2 separate regions of the Homo sapiens genome follow, and region 1 is linked to region 2. A link is a contact called in ENCODE Hi-C or POLR2A ChIA-PET data. All regions are on one chromosome and are shown on one strand. Each heading gives the region's core, a stretch centred on a gene start or an enhancer-like site at or near the end of the contact. The rest is flanking DNA. Distances are from core to core; before and after follow the strand shown.

The links. Hi-C counts contacts between places; a loop is a spot of excess contacts on that map. ChIA-PET counts read pairs that join two places held with the same protein, here RNA polymerase II (POLR2A).
Region 1: a loop to region 2 is called in a map of CD8-positive, alpha-beta T cell, with 4 times the contacts of the local background. The contact joins the promoter of STRN3 here to the enhancer-like site in region 2. A Hi-C loop is called at or near these places in 1 of 168 maps with a recorded cell type or tissue (CD8-positive, alpha-beta T cell). POLR2A ChIA-PET finds 5 or more read pairs at or near these places in 2 of 52 experiments (AG04450 and WTC11).

Annotation. Positions count from the first base shown.
Region 1 is chr14:31,023,903-31,031,500 of GRCh38, reverse strand. It overlaps STRN3 (striatin 3), which reads left to right and starts at 5,122. Exons shown (of 18, transcript NM_001083893.2): 1 at 5,122-5,597. The coding sequence starts at 5,316. It overlaps AP4S1 (adaptor related protein complex 4 subunit sigma 1), which reads right to left and starts at 5,852. Exons shown (of 6, transcript NM_001128126.3): 1 at 5,714-5,852. RefSeq lists enhancers at 4,624-4,783, 5,894-6,003, 6,074-6,173 and silencers at 4,914-5,233, 5,324-5,583, 5,723-5,904.
Region 2 is chr14:30,686,263-30,692,850 of GRCh38, reverse strand. The region is part of intron 14 of SCFD1 (sec1 family domain containing 1); the gene reads right to left. Among named protein-coding and RNA genes, the nearest start is that of SCFD1, 67 kb to the right of the region's middle. RefSeq lists enhancers at 1-306, 2,491-2,580. Within about 2 kb of position 1,995, at least 8 of the 41 ENCODE cell types and tissues checked have a DNase peak (open chromatin) inside an H3K27ac peak, as active enhancers do; they include CD8-positive, alpha-beta T cell, where a contact is called at or near this core.

The sequences.
Region 1 (7,598 bases), core at 3,873-6,372, 340 kb before region 2:
ACAACTAACAAAAATGATTGACGTGACGAAAAAATATTCATATTAGTCTAGTCTAAATTTGAGTTATTCATCAAACATTTGAAGATCCACCCTTTCCCAGACTCTTGGGGTACAGTTTTGAACAAGAGGGGTAGAGGTCCTTCCCTTCTACAAGGCTGCAATCCTTCAGATAAATGACTTTATGGTCTAAGAAGGATGAAGTCAAAGACTGCTGTATTAGTCCGTTTTCATACTGCTACAAAGAACTTTCCTGAGACTGGGTAATTTATAAAGGAAAGAGGTTTAATGGACTCACAGTTCTGCATGGCTGGGGAGGCCTCAGGAAAATTACAATCATGGCAGAAGGGGAAGCAAGTACATCTTACATGAAGGGCAGGAGAGACAGGAGAAATTGAAGGGAGAAGAGCCCTTTATAAAACCATCAGATCTCCTGAGAACTCACTATCACGAGAACAGCATGGGGGAAACCGTCCCCATGATCCAATAACCTCCCTCCCTTGACACGTGGGGATTACAATTGGAGATGAGATTTGGGTCGGAACACAGAGCCAAACCATATCAATTGCATTACTGATATTTATAAAACCATGATTAAAATGAACGTAGTCACATTCCGTTGGAATTCTTTAAATAGGCAGCACACTTGAAGTTTCAAGAAAGGTAGTTTCAAGACGGATCAGGACAAAATATTGAGGAAGCCAGAGTGGTTGGTGCTAAGTATTTGCCTAAAATTAGACTAGAAACTCTGTGAAGGCAGAGATTACGTGTCTGGGTCACAGTGGATCAGCAGGGAGCAGTAGAGCACCTGAAAAATCGTAGCCAATCAGTACTTCTTAAAAAATAAAAAAAACGGGCTGGGCTCAGTGGCTTATGCCTGTAATCTTACCACTTTGGGACGCCAAGGAAGGAGGACTGCTTGAGGCCAGGAGTTAGAGATCAACCCTGGCAATACAGTGAGACTCCCATCTCTACAAAAAATTAAAAACAAAAAATAGCCTGGAGTGATGTTGTGTACAGGTAGTCTTAGCTACTCAGGAGGTTGAGCTGGGAGGATAGATTGAGCCCAGGAGTTTAAGATCAGCCTGGGCAACATAGTGAGATTCCCTCTGTACAAAAAATAGAAAGGAATAAAGCAAAAATTGAGTACTCACTATGTGTAAGTATTGCTTTTGGAGTGTTTAGTATCAGTGTTACTGATCAGTACACAGATGGTGTAAATATAGTGTAAAAACTATTAGATAAGGCCCTGTGCAGTGGCTCACACCTGTAACCCCAGCACTTTGCTAGGAGTTCAAGACCAGCCTGTGCAACATGGCGAAAACCCATCTCTACAAAAAATACAAAAATATTTGCTGGGCATGGTGGCACATGCCTGTGGTCCCATCCCAGCTACTTAGGAGGCTGAGGTGGGAGGATCGCTTGAGCTGGGGAGGCTGAAGCTGGAGTGAGCCAAGATTGTGCCACTGCACTCCAGCCTGGGTGACAGAGTGAGATCCAGTCTCAAAAAAGAAAAAAAAAAAGATTAAAGAAAAAAAGAGATAAGCATGGGAGGGAGGCTACTACAATAGAATAGTGAGTCAAAAGAATTCAGGGATATGGAGGCTTCTTGGACAAAATAATGCTTGAGCTGAGTATTTTCTTTTTTTTTTTTGTGGGGGAAGGGTTTTGTTTGTCTTAAGACAGGGTTTTGCTCTGTTGCCCAGACTGGAGTGCAGTGGCATAATGATGCAATTATGGCTCACTGCAGCCTGGACCTCCTGGGCTCAGGTGATCCTCCCATCTCAGCCTCCAGAGTAGCTGGGACTACAGACTCACGTGGCCACTCTGGCTAATTTTTGTATTTTTGGTAGGGACAGGGTTTTGCCATGTTGCCCAGGTTGGTCTCGAATTCCTAGGCTTAAGCCATCCTCTCACCTCTGTCTCCGAAAGTGTTGGGATTACAGGCATGAGCCACTGTGCCTGATCTGAGCTGAGTTTTGAAGATAGGCAATGGGGCACAGCATGTGTTAAATTACTGTGGAATGAAATAGCATTATACATTTGAGGAACCAAAAACAGTGGCAGTTTGGCTGAAGAGAAGAATGAGGTGGCATGATAGTGTTATGGTAGATTAGACTGTAGGATGGATCTAGATCAATTTATATGCTTATGTTAAAATTTGGGCTTTATACTAAATTTAGAAATCACTAAACTATGTTAAACAGAGGAATGACAGAATCATACCTTTGTTTTAGGAAGATCAATCAGGCAGCAGTGATAGTGCAAAGTGGGGGTAGAATGGAGGTGGGAAGGTTTAAACTAAAGTATAAAGAGAGACAATAGAATCCACAGGAAAGATATTACTGAGAATGAAATTGGTTTGTGGGGGCTGACTGAAAGGTAGTAGAATGACTGCTAGGCTTCAAGTTTGGATGTAGTGTCACTTAATAAGGTAGATAATAGAAGTAGAGATTTTGTTTTTGTTTTGAGGGTAGGTGAGGAGACAAAAAGGATAAGAAATCCAGTCTTTCCTTAAGCTCAAGTTACCAGTTATAAGTGTGCATGTTAGTCTTCTTTTGATGCTATCATCAGGTCAACCATTCTCACAAATGGTTTTTGTTGTTGTTGTTGTTTTTGGGATGGAATCTCACTCTCTCTTTCACCCAGGCTACAGTGTAGTGGCATGATGTCGGCTCACTGCCCCCTCTGCCTCCAGAGAAGCTGGGATTACAGGCAAGCGCCACCACGCCCAGCTAATTTTTGTACTTTTTGGTAGAGACGGGGTTTTGCCATGTTGGCCAGGCTGGTCTCCAACTCCTGAGCTCAAGTGATCTGCCCGCTTCGGCCTCCCAAAGTGCTGGGATTATAGGTGTGAGCCACCGCACCTGGCCACAAATGTCTCTGTGTGTGTGTGTGTGTGTGTGTATGTGTGTGTATGTCTTTGAGGCAGCATAATTTTTCTGAGCTTTTTATGTGCTATGACGCCCCCTAAAAAGGAATTGGATGAATAAACAGGTTGTATGTTGGTAACTCTAAGATAAATAGTACTTTAATAATTTGAAGAAATATGTAATCTTAACACTTTGTGAAGCCAAGGTGGGTGGACCACTTGAGCCAGGAGTTGGAGACTAGCCTGGGCATCATGACAAAACCCCGTCTCTACAAAAAATACAAAAATTAGCTGGGCTTGGTGGATGCACACCTGGAGTCCCAGCTATCAGGAGGCTAAAGTGGGAGGACCACCTCAGCCAGGGAGCTCCAGGTTGCAACAAGCAGAGCTCACACCACTGCATTCCAGCCCAGGCAACAGAGTGAGACCCTGTCTCAAAAAAAAAAAATAAATAAAATAATAATTTGAAGAAATGGTCCTTAACATTATAGTACTGCAATCTAAGATCTCATTTCATATAGAAATAAAACATGGCAGCATGAGTAACAGGTCCAATCTGCTTTCCATTAAACTGTAATAACAGTAAAGCAGATGTGATAAAATAAGATGCATTACTTAATCTCTTTTGAAATTACTTCCTGATTGGTTGGTAGTGCATACTCCATAGTACAAGTTTTATTGGCTTTTGCAGTAAAGAAAAAAAATTTTAAAAAGTAACAAATTTTCAATGCAATTTTCCTGCATCGCTATTAATATAATTACTGAACCTAATTTCCTTATGTTGTTAATTATTTTTGTCTTATTTTTCAAACAAATGCTTCTTAGCTATATTAATTTTTAGAAACACACTAGTGCATTAGGATATTTTCTAGGAAACTAAGCACATAAAAGTACCCACTATTGTACTTAAAATATTAGCCTTGTCTCTTATGTATATGTTACATTCCTCAAACTTTTTAAATTTTTTGCCGACACGGAGTCTCGCTTTGTCGCCCAGGCTGGAGTGCAGTGGTGCGATCTCGGCTCTCTGCAACCTCAGCCTCCTGGGCTCAAGCAATTCTCGTGCCTCAGCCTCCCCAGGAGCTGGGACTACAGGTGTGCGCCACCATGCCCGGCTAATTTTTGTATTTTTAGTAGAAATGGGGTTTCACAATGTTGGCCAAGCTGGTCTCGAACTCCTGGCCTCAAGTGATCGCCCACCTCGGCTTCCCAAAGTGCTGGGATTACAGGCTTGAGCAGCCGCGCCCGGCCATATTCACTTAAACATTTAATGACCCAGGAGAACATTCATCTAGGATTTTAAGTTGTACTCACAGTGCTTTTATTTTCTGTTTCGATCAAAATAGTCTATTGATGACAATATTTGTGAGCCCATTCATTTCTACCGTATCAAATTGTTAGTCTAGCCAGTCTCCTTCAAACTTCTCTCCCTCTACCCATCATCGTCAAGATCTAAAGGAATTCACTACCTCTTCTTCTCCCAAGAAAAAAAAAATCGCTCCTCCCCCTCTCCCAACCCCCCCACAACCCATTCCAGAAAAGGAAAGAAGAGGGGACGCAAAGTGGAATAAGTTACGACGGGCGACCGAGCGCATAGAAATGGGACCAAAGCCCAGGCTCAAGACAGAGACGAGGAATCAGTAACCACAGCCGGAGGATCTTGGCTATTTGCCAGCAGAGAACTGACTGGTTCTAAGAAACCAGAGGCAGAGCGAGTGACAGGAAGGGAAAGAGGGCCCACCCTTGGGACTGCCTGAAACACTCAAAGAATGAAAAAGAAACGTCAGGAATCCGAGACGGGATGCGGTCGGCCAGAGCGACCAGCCAGGTTAACAACCAGCTCAGAAAGCCGGGACACGGGTGAGAGACCCCTGGGAAGGAAACAGCGCCCGGGGACGGCCTGCTAAAAGGAAACTGATAACCAGGAAGCCTAAGGCCGCCTCGCTTCCAAAAGTCAGAGTCGGAGCCCAGGTGTCCGGTAGCTGCGGCCAGACACCGGATCGGGTCTGAGGGCGGGCCTAGGGGCGGAGCCCGAGCTCTTTCCCCGCCCTCTAACGGCGACCCGGGCTGCGTTCTCAGTGCGCCGGCGTAGGGTGAGGCCGGACTCTATTTGGCGATTAAGCGTGAGGCTGCGTTCGCTACCCAGCATGCTGTGCGCTAGTGACGGCCCTCCGCCTATCCCCTTCCCAACTCTCCCCCCACCCCTCCCGCCGAGGCCCCCCCTTCCCCTAAAGTGAGTGAGTGAGACGGGCAGATGGAGGAGGGATTGTAATGGCGGCAGCCGGCAGCTCCCTGCTCTGACCCACGGCAGGCACACAGCAACGACCCCTTCCCCGCCCCTCTCCCGGCCGGCCTCCGCCCCGCAGCCAGCGCGGGGCCACCCTCTCCGGCCCTTCCCCCAGCTGTCGGCGTCTCGCCCTGCGCCCCGGCCGGGGCCCCACACACAATGGACGAGCTTGCCGGAGGCGGTGGTGGCGGCCCGGGGATGGCGGCCCCTCCCCGGCAGCAGCAGGGACCTGGGGGGAACCTGGGCCTTTCGCCCGGGGGGAACGGAGCGGCGGGCGGCGGGGGTCCTCCGGCCTCCGAGGGAGCGGGTCCCGCGGCAGGCCCCGAGCTGTCCCGGCCGCAGCAGTACACTATCCCGGGGATACTGCACTACATCCAGCACGAGTGGGCTCGGTTCGAGATGGAGCGGGCGCACTGGGAGGTGGAACGGGCCGAACTGCAGGTACCTCGTTGGGGTCGGTGTGCGGGAGCTGCGGCGGCTGGGTTCCCGGCCGGGGGGTGGGGCTGGGGACTCCACTCAGCCGGAGCCGGCGCCTTGGGAGGCCGAGCGGAACCTACCTGTGCTGCTCAGGTTGTGATGGTCCTCTCAACGGCTTTTCCTGGAGTCCCCCTCCCTCTTTCCCGCATAAGCTTGCTCCCCAACCTTCACTGGCTACGCGGTGCGGGCCTCCTCGGGGCAGCCATTTTGGCTTTTAGTATGGCGTCTGCGGGGGCTCCTCCGGAGGCGGCCTTCCCGGGCCTCCGGGGCTTGGGACCGAGCACCTCTCTGTGGGAGAGTCCGGTTTGGGGCCTCTCAACACTGAGTTTGCTCTTGTTTGTTCCTCTTGAGATGAAGAGCCCGAAGAGAGGGACTAGGATAGGCATCTTACCCCCCTTTTCCGGACCACCCCCCTTTCCGATTTGGCGTATCTGGCCCCCTCCCTCAGACTTGGTACGCGCTTGCCCCTTGACAGCCACGCTTCTTTCCTGGGCTGCTAGGGTGCACAGTGACTTGGGACTGACCTGTGAAGTTTTATTTCCCATCGTCAACTTTAAGTACTTTCTCACCTGAGATGCTGCCTTACTCACTTGGATTCTCTGTAGTTATTCCTTACTTAGTGACTCATCAACGCTTTCAGCACTGAATTTTTCTTTTTACAGTACTCTCCACTAGATCTCCTTTCCCCCATCCGTTTCTTTATCTATAAAAAAACCAAACCAGACGATCGATGCTGTATTTATGAAACGACTGAAGAGATTTAATATTCCCTTGAAGTGAAACGTAGTTATATCATGTTACTTACTCTTGCAGGAGAAGCAAAGTGAGATGTTCTCGGAACCCTTCATAGTTGAGCTTGACTCGATCCTCATAATGTGAACCTTTGATAGGCTGCACATTTGGAAGCTGTTGGTAGTTAACAGCTCATGTCCTGGATCTCAAAATTGCTGCATCTTTTTGAAAGGGTTATTTAACTTTCTTGGGTATTTGTGTTTATTTTTAAATACCTTTCCAGGGCAAATTTAGGCTTAGAAGGAAAAAGCGTGTGTCTAAATAGTATTGCACCTGTTCTTCAGACTGTTGTGTATTTAGGGGGTAAGCAGTATTTGCTGTCATATATGTCATATGCCTATGGTGAATCGTTAGGCAAATGTAGTGCTGAAAGGAGGAGGATTGGATTAACTAGAAAGGGTGTCCTCAAATATGCATCTCTTTAGTTTGGTTCTGAACTAGTAAACTTTTATATGACTCCACAAAGTGGGTGAAGTTAAACTTTTCAAAAGTAAAAAATACTTGGGTATTTTGACACTGTATGAAGTCTTAAAAAAAAGTAACACTTGTTAGTCATTTCAGTGCTTTACAATTGTGTTTTGATATAATATTGGGCTTTAAAATTACATAACTTTAAAAAAGCTGAAGTCAAAACTGGTTTAAGTTGTGTACAGTCTGCTTTAACATACTTAAAATTTATAGAATTCTGTTGGTATACAGCTTTCTACTACATACTGCAAACTTAATTTTCTGTGTGAGTAAAGTAAGTAAGGCATTTGTTTTTAAAATTTGGATTGACAAATGCAGTAAGGCCTAAGCTCACTAAATAATACTTCACCAGTCCCTGCTATGGTTTCTTAGACCTTTGTACTGTTGTATGCAAGTTTGGATTTCAACACTCTTCAAGTTAGCAATTGCATTTTTCACCCATAAACTTCACTAATGTAAGCAGCTGAGAAGAAAGATATCTTGTGCCCAAATTAGTAAAACCTATACTATATATTAAAGAAGCCTTTATTGCCTGCTCTAGCATTTGCTTTCCCTTCTAGGTCTCCTTAACAGCAGCAGCAGTGTTTTAAGGTAGATTCCTTTTGCTTGCTTGCTTGCTTTCAATTCTATTGGTACAGTACTGTTATTAGCCATCCTAAGTTTTTGTTTGTTTCCTTGTTTTGAAGAAGTCCTACAGTGTTTCTA
Region 2 (6,588 bases), core at 746-3,245:
GGGGAATGACAATGATGATACTAGGAACTGTTAATGTGAATATTAGCTTGGGAAAAGCTGTTATCTGCAGAGTGAAGTCAGGAATGGAAGGGGAAAGGTGCTAAAATAAGCTGTTAAACTAACTTTCAGGCCCTCTGATCCAGCTAACCTTTTCTGTTTTATCACTATTCACTAAATTCAGTTTCCGCTAGTCACATCAAATAGTTATTTCATTAAACTTTAACTTGTCATTAAATACTGTGTTTGCTTTTAATTCTCTAGTCTTAGGCTCAAGTTATTCTCTCAGCTTTTGCAGAATATATTCCTCCTTACCATCTACTCAGTGAATTCTACTCATTCAACGTCTACCTTCTCTGTAGCTTTTCTACAACTCTTCCTTCAATCCCTACTCTCTCCCTTTTCTGACCCTCTCCCAGTCTCCTCCTTGGCCAAAATAACTCATTACTCCCTTATCTGTGTATCAACAGCACTTTATACACCTCATCATAATAACAAAGATCACAGTATATTACTGTCCTTTGTTTATGTGTCTTTCTAAAACTGTAAACTCCTTAGAGCATGTTTAATTAATTGTTTAACCCTAGGAGTCTACCACCACCTGGCTTATAACAAGCACTTGCATTTGCTGAATTTCGAAACTAAGAACGGGGTGTATACAGACCAAGTAATCATTTTTAAAAGTCATAAAAATAGATGAACGAACTTCTAGAAGTGGAAAACGTAAAGAATCTAGTATTTTGTGACTGCATATGTAAAACTCAGTATGCTAAGGTGCAGTGGCACATTCCTGTAGTCCCAGGTACTTGGGAGGCTGAGGTGAGAGGATCGCTTGAGCCTTGGGAGTTTGAGACTAGCCTGGGAAACATAGTGAGACCCTGTCTATAAATAAATAAATAAATAAATAAATAAATAAATAAAGTATGCTAAATGCCATAGCAGATTCTAATTTCTGGAACTATATAAATCAGTAAAAAAACATGGCTCACTGACTTATGTAAGTACAGGCATTTGGTTCATTTTGCTCTTTTTGATGTAGTAACTTACTTATTAACATCAGCTTCTAATGAACAATGGAAATAGGGTCCAAAAACAACTTAATGTGATTGGTACTAGGTAGGGGGTTTCTTTTTGAGGTGACAAAAATGCTTTAACATTAGATTGTGGTTGCAACAACTCTGTAAATATCCTAAAATCCATTGAATGTTTTGTTTTAAATTGATGAATTGCAAAGTACGTGAGTTACATCTCAACAAAGCTGTTAAAAGTAACAGCCCTTTAATATACTGATTATGAGGGAGCACCATCCAAGAGGAAAAGGAGTGAAGTGCTATACAGATTTTCTAACCTGCATAAGAGAACTAGTATCTCTTCAAGGCACCTATCATGTGTAAGGCACTTTACTTACAACTATGGCTTTCAAGAGTTTTTAAAGAGAGAGCCTCAGGACCCTCTTTCTCAAACCAAATCTTCTACAGAACCCTAAACATAAAATAGATACAAGTGATCCATTAAATGTCTCCATACAGCTCTAGGGTACCAGAGAACAGTGTTCAAAAATTACTAACTTACATTATCTCATTTAATTCTCCAAATAACACTATGAGCTAGGAATTATTAATCTCATTTTAAAGATGAAGAAACAGACATACAGAAACATGTATTTGTTCAAGACTACCAGAGTAGAAGTAGTACAGAGTTGAGATCCAAATACAGGTCATACTCTAATGTATACCACAGAAAATAGGGAAAATTACACTACCCTCAAGAACGATTTTATGGCTTCCTTCTATAGGCCTTTTCTCAAATTCTTGAAATGAGAGAAAACACTAAGAGAAGCAACTTCTGTAATTCCAAAGATTAATCTTCTTCTACAACATGGGCTCAAAAGAGAATACAGTTTGGGTAATAAGAGTGACATAAAAAATGAACAAATTAAAAATATAAAACAAAATAACAAGGTCAAGATAATAAACTGAGATTCTTCAGTAGCTTCAATAAATATTAAGAATAAGTGGGCGAGGAGCCAAGATGGCCGAATAGGAACAGCTCCGGTCTACAGCTCCCAGCGTGAGCGACGCAGAAGACGGGTGATTTCTGCATTTCCATCTGAAGTACCGGGTTCATCTCACTAGGGAGCGCCAGACAGTGGGCGCAGGCCAGTGTGTGTGCGCACCGTGCGCGAGCCGAAGCAGGGCGAGGCATTGCCTCACCTGGGAAGCGCAAGGGGTCAGGGAGTTCCCTTTCCGAGTCAAAAAAAGGGGTGACGGACGCACCTGGAAAATCGGGTCACTTCCACCCGAATATTGCGCTTTTCAGACCGGCTTAAGAAACGGCGCACCACGAGACTATATCCCACACCTGGCTCAGAGGGTCCTACGCCCACGGAATCTCGCTGATTGCTAGCACAGCAGTCTGAGATCAAACTGCAAGGCGGCAGCGAGGCTGGGGGAGGGGCGCCCGCCATTGCCCAGGCTTGCTTAGGTAAACAAAGCAGCCAGGAAGCTCGAACTGGGTGGAGCCCACCACAGCTCAAGGAGGCCTGCCTGCCTCTGTAGGCTCCACCTCTGGGGGCAGGGCACAGACAAACAAAAAGACAGCAGTAACCTCTGCAGACTTAAGTGTCCCTGTCTGACAGCTTTGAAGAGAGCAGTGGTTCTCCCAGCACGCAGCTGGAGATCTGAGAACGGGCAGACTGCCTCCTCAAGTGGGTCCCTGACCCCTGACCCCCGAGCAGCCTAACTGGGAGGCACCCCCCAGCAGGGGCACACTGACACCTCACACGGCAGGGTATTCCAACAGACCTGCAGCTGAGGGTCCTGTCTGTTAGAAGGAAAACTAACAACCAGAAAGGACATCTACACCGAAAACCCATCTGTACATCACCATCATCAAAGACCAAAAGTAGATAAAACCACAAAGATGGGGAAAAAACAGAACAGAAAAACTGGAAACTCTAAAACGCAGAGCGCCTCTCCTCCTCCAAAGGAACGCAGTTCCTCACCAGCAACAGAACAAAGCTGGATGGAGAATGATTTTGACGAGCTGAGAGAAGGCTTCAGACGATCAAATTACTCTGAGCTACGGGAGGACATTCAAACCAAAGGCAAAGAAGTTGAAAACTTTGAAAAAAATTTAGAAGAATGTATAACTAGAATAACCAATACAGAGAAGTGCTTAAAGGAGCTGATGGAGCTGAAAACCAAGGCTCGAGAACTACGTGAAGAATGCAGAAGCCTCAGGAGCCGATGCGATCAACTGGAAGAAAGGGTATCAGCAATGGAAGATGAAATGAATGAAATGAAGCGAGAAGGGAAGTTTAGAGAAAAAAGAATAAAAAGAAATGAGCAAAGCCTCCAAGAAATATGGGACTATGTGAAAAGACCAAATCTACGTCTGATTGGTGTACCTGAAAGTGATGTGGAGAATGGAACCAAGTTGGAAAACACTCTGCAGGATATTATCCAGGAGAACTTCCCCAATCTAGCAAGGCAGGCCAACGTTCAGATTCAGGAAATACAGAGAACGCCACAAAGATACTCCTCGAGAAGAGCAACTCCAAGACACATAATTGTCAGATTCACCAAAGTTGAAATGAAGGAAAAAATGTTAAGGGCAGCCAGAGAGAAAGGTCGGGTTACCCTCAAAGGGAAGCCCATCAGACTAACAGCGGATCTCTCGGCAGAAACCCTACAAGCCAGAAGAGAGTGGGGGCCAATATTCAACATTCTTAAAGAAAAGAATTTTCAACCCAGAATTTCATATCCAGCCAAACTAAGCTTCATAAGTGAAGGAGAAATAAAATACTTTATAGACAAGCAAATGCTGAGAGATTTTGTCACCACCAGGCCTGCCCTAAAAGAGCTCCTGAAGGAAGCGCTAAACATGGAAAGGAACAACCGGTACCAGCCGCTGCAAAATCATGCCAAAATGTAAAGACCATCGAGACTAGGAAGAAATTGCATCAACTAATGAGCAAAATCACCAGCTAACATCCTAATGACAGGATCAAATTCACACATAACAATATTAACTTTAAATATAAATGGACTAAATTCTGCAATTAAAAGACACAGACTGGCAAGTTGGATAAAGAGTCAAGACCCATCAGTGTGCTGTATTCAGGAAACCCATCTCACGTGCAGAGACACACATAGGCTCAAAATAAAAGGATGGAGGAAGATCTACCAAGCAAATGGAAAACAAAAAAAGGCAGGGGTTGCAATCCTAGTCTCTGATAAAACAGACTTAAACCAACAAAGATCAAAAGAGACAAAGAAGGCCATTACATAATGGTAAAGGGATCAATTCAACAAGAGGAGCTAACTATCCTAAATATTTATGCACCCAATACAGGAGCACCCAGATTCATAAAGCAAGTCCTCAGTGACCTACAAAGAGACTTAGACTCCCACACATTAATAATGGGAGACTTTAACACCCCACTGTCAACATTAGACAGATCAACGAGACAGAAAGTCAACAAGGATACCCAGGAATTGAACTCAGCTCTGCACCAAGCAGACCTAATAGACATCTACAGAACTCTCCACCCCAAATCAACAGAATATACATTTTTTTCAGCACCACACCACACCTATTCCAAAATTGACCACATAGTTGGAAGTAAAGCTCTCCTCAGCAAATGTAAAAGAACAGAAATTATAACAAACTATCTCTCAGACCACAGTGCAATCAAACTAGAACTCAGGATTAAGAATCTCACTCAAAGCCGCTCAACTACATGGAAACTGAACAACCTGCTCCTGAATGACTACTGGGTACATAACGAAATGAAGGCAGAAATAAAGATGTTCTTTGAAACCAACGAGAACAAAGACACCACATACCAGAATCTCTGGGACGCATTCAAAGCAGTGTGTAGAGGGAAATTTATAGCACTAAATGCCTACAAGAGAAAGCAGGAAAGATCCAAAATTGACACCCTAACATCACAATTAAAAGAACTAGAAAAGCAAGAGCAAACACATTCAAAAGCTAGCAGAAGGCAAGAAATAACTAAAATCAGAGCAGAACTGAAGGAAATAGAGACACAAAAAACCCTTCAAAAAATCAATGAATCCAGGAGCTGGTTTTTTGAAAGGATCAACAAAATTGATAGACCGCTAGCAAGACTAATAAAGAAAAAAAGAGAGAAGAATCAAATAGACACAATAAAAAATGATAAAGGGGATATCACCACTGATCCCACAGAAATACAAACTACCATCAGAGAATACTACAAACACTTCTACGCAAATAAACTAGAAAATCTAGAAGAAATGGATACATTCCTCGACACATACACTCTCCCAAGACTAAACCAGGAAGAAGTTGAATCTCTGAATAGACCAATAACAGGCTCTGAAATTGTGGCAATAATCAATAGTTTACCAACCAAAAAGAGTCCAGGACCAGATGGATTCACAGCCGAATTCTACCAGAGGTACAAGGAGGAACTGGTACCATTCCTTCTGAAACTATTCCAATCAATAGAAAAAGAGGGAATCCTCCCTAACTCATTTTATGAGGCCAGCATCATTCTGATACCAAAGCCGGGCAGAGACACAACCAAAAAAGAGAATTTTAGACCAATATCCTTGATGAACATTGATGCAAAAATCCTCAATAAAATACTGGCAAACCGAATCCAGCAGCACATCAAAAAGCTTATCCACCATGATCAAGTGGGCTTCATCCCTGGGATGCAAGGCTGGTTCAATATACGCAAATCAATAAATGTAATCCAGCATATAAACAGAGCCAAAGACAAAAACCACATGATTATCTCAATAGATGCAGAAAAAGCCTTTGACAAAATTCAACAACCCTTCATGCTAAAAACTCTCAATAAATTAGGTATTGATGGGACGTATTTCAAAATAATAAGAGCTATCTATGACAAACCCACAGCCAATATCATACTGAATGGGCAAAAACTGGAAGCATTCCCTTTGAAAACTGGCACAAGACAGGGATGCCCTCTCTCACCTCTCCTATTCAACATAGTGTTGGAAGTTCTGGCCAGGGCAATCAGGCAGGAGAAGGAAATAAAGGGTATTCAATTAGGAAAAGAGGAAGTCAAATTGTCCCTGTTTGCAGACGACATGATTGTTTATCTAGAAAACCCCATCGTCTCAGCCCAAAATCTCCTTAAGCTGATAAGCAACTTCAGCAAAGTCTCAGGATACAAAATCAATGTACAAAAATCACAAGCATTCTTATACACCAACAACAGACAAACAGAGAGCCAAATCATGGGTGAACTCCCATTCACAATTGCTTCAAAGAGAATAAAATACCTAGGAATCCAACTTACAAGGGATGTGAAGGACCTCTTCAAGGAGAACTACAAACCACTGCTCAAGGAAATAAAAGAGGACACAAACAAATGGAAGAACATTCCATGCTCATGGGTAGGAAGAATCAATATCGTGAAAATGGCCATACTGCCCAAGGTAATTTACAGATTCAATGCCATCCCCATCAAGCTACCAATGACTTTCTTCACAGAATTGGAAAAAACTACTTTAAAGTTCATATGGAACCAAAAAAGAGCCCGCATTGCCAAGTCAATCCTAAGACAAAAGA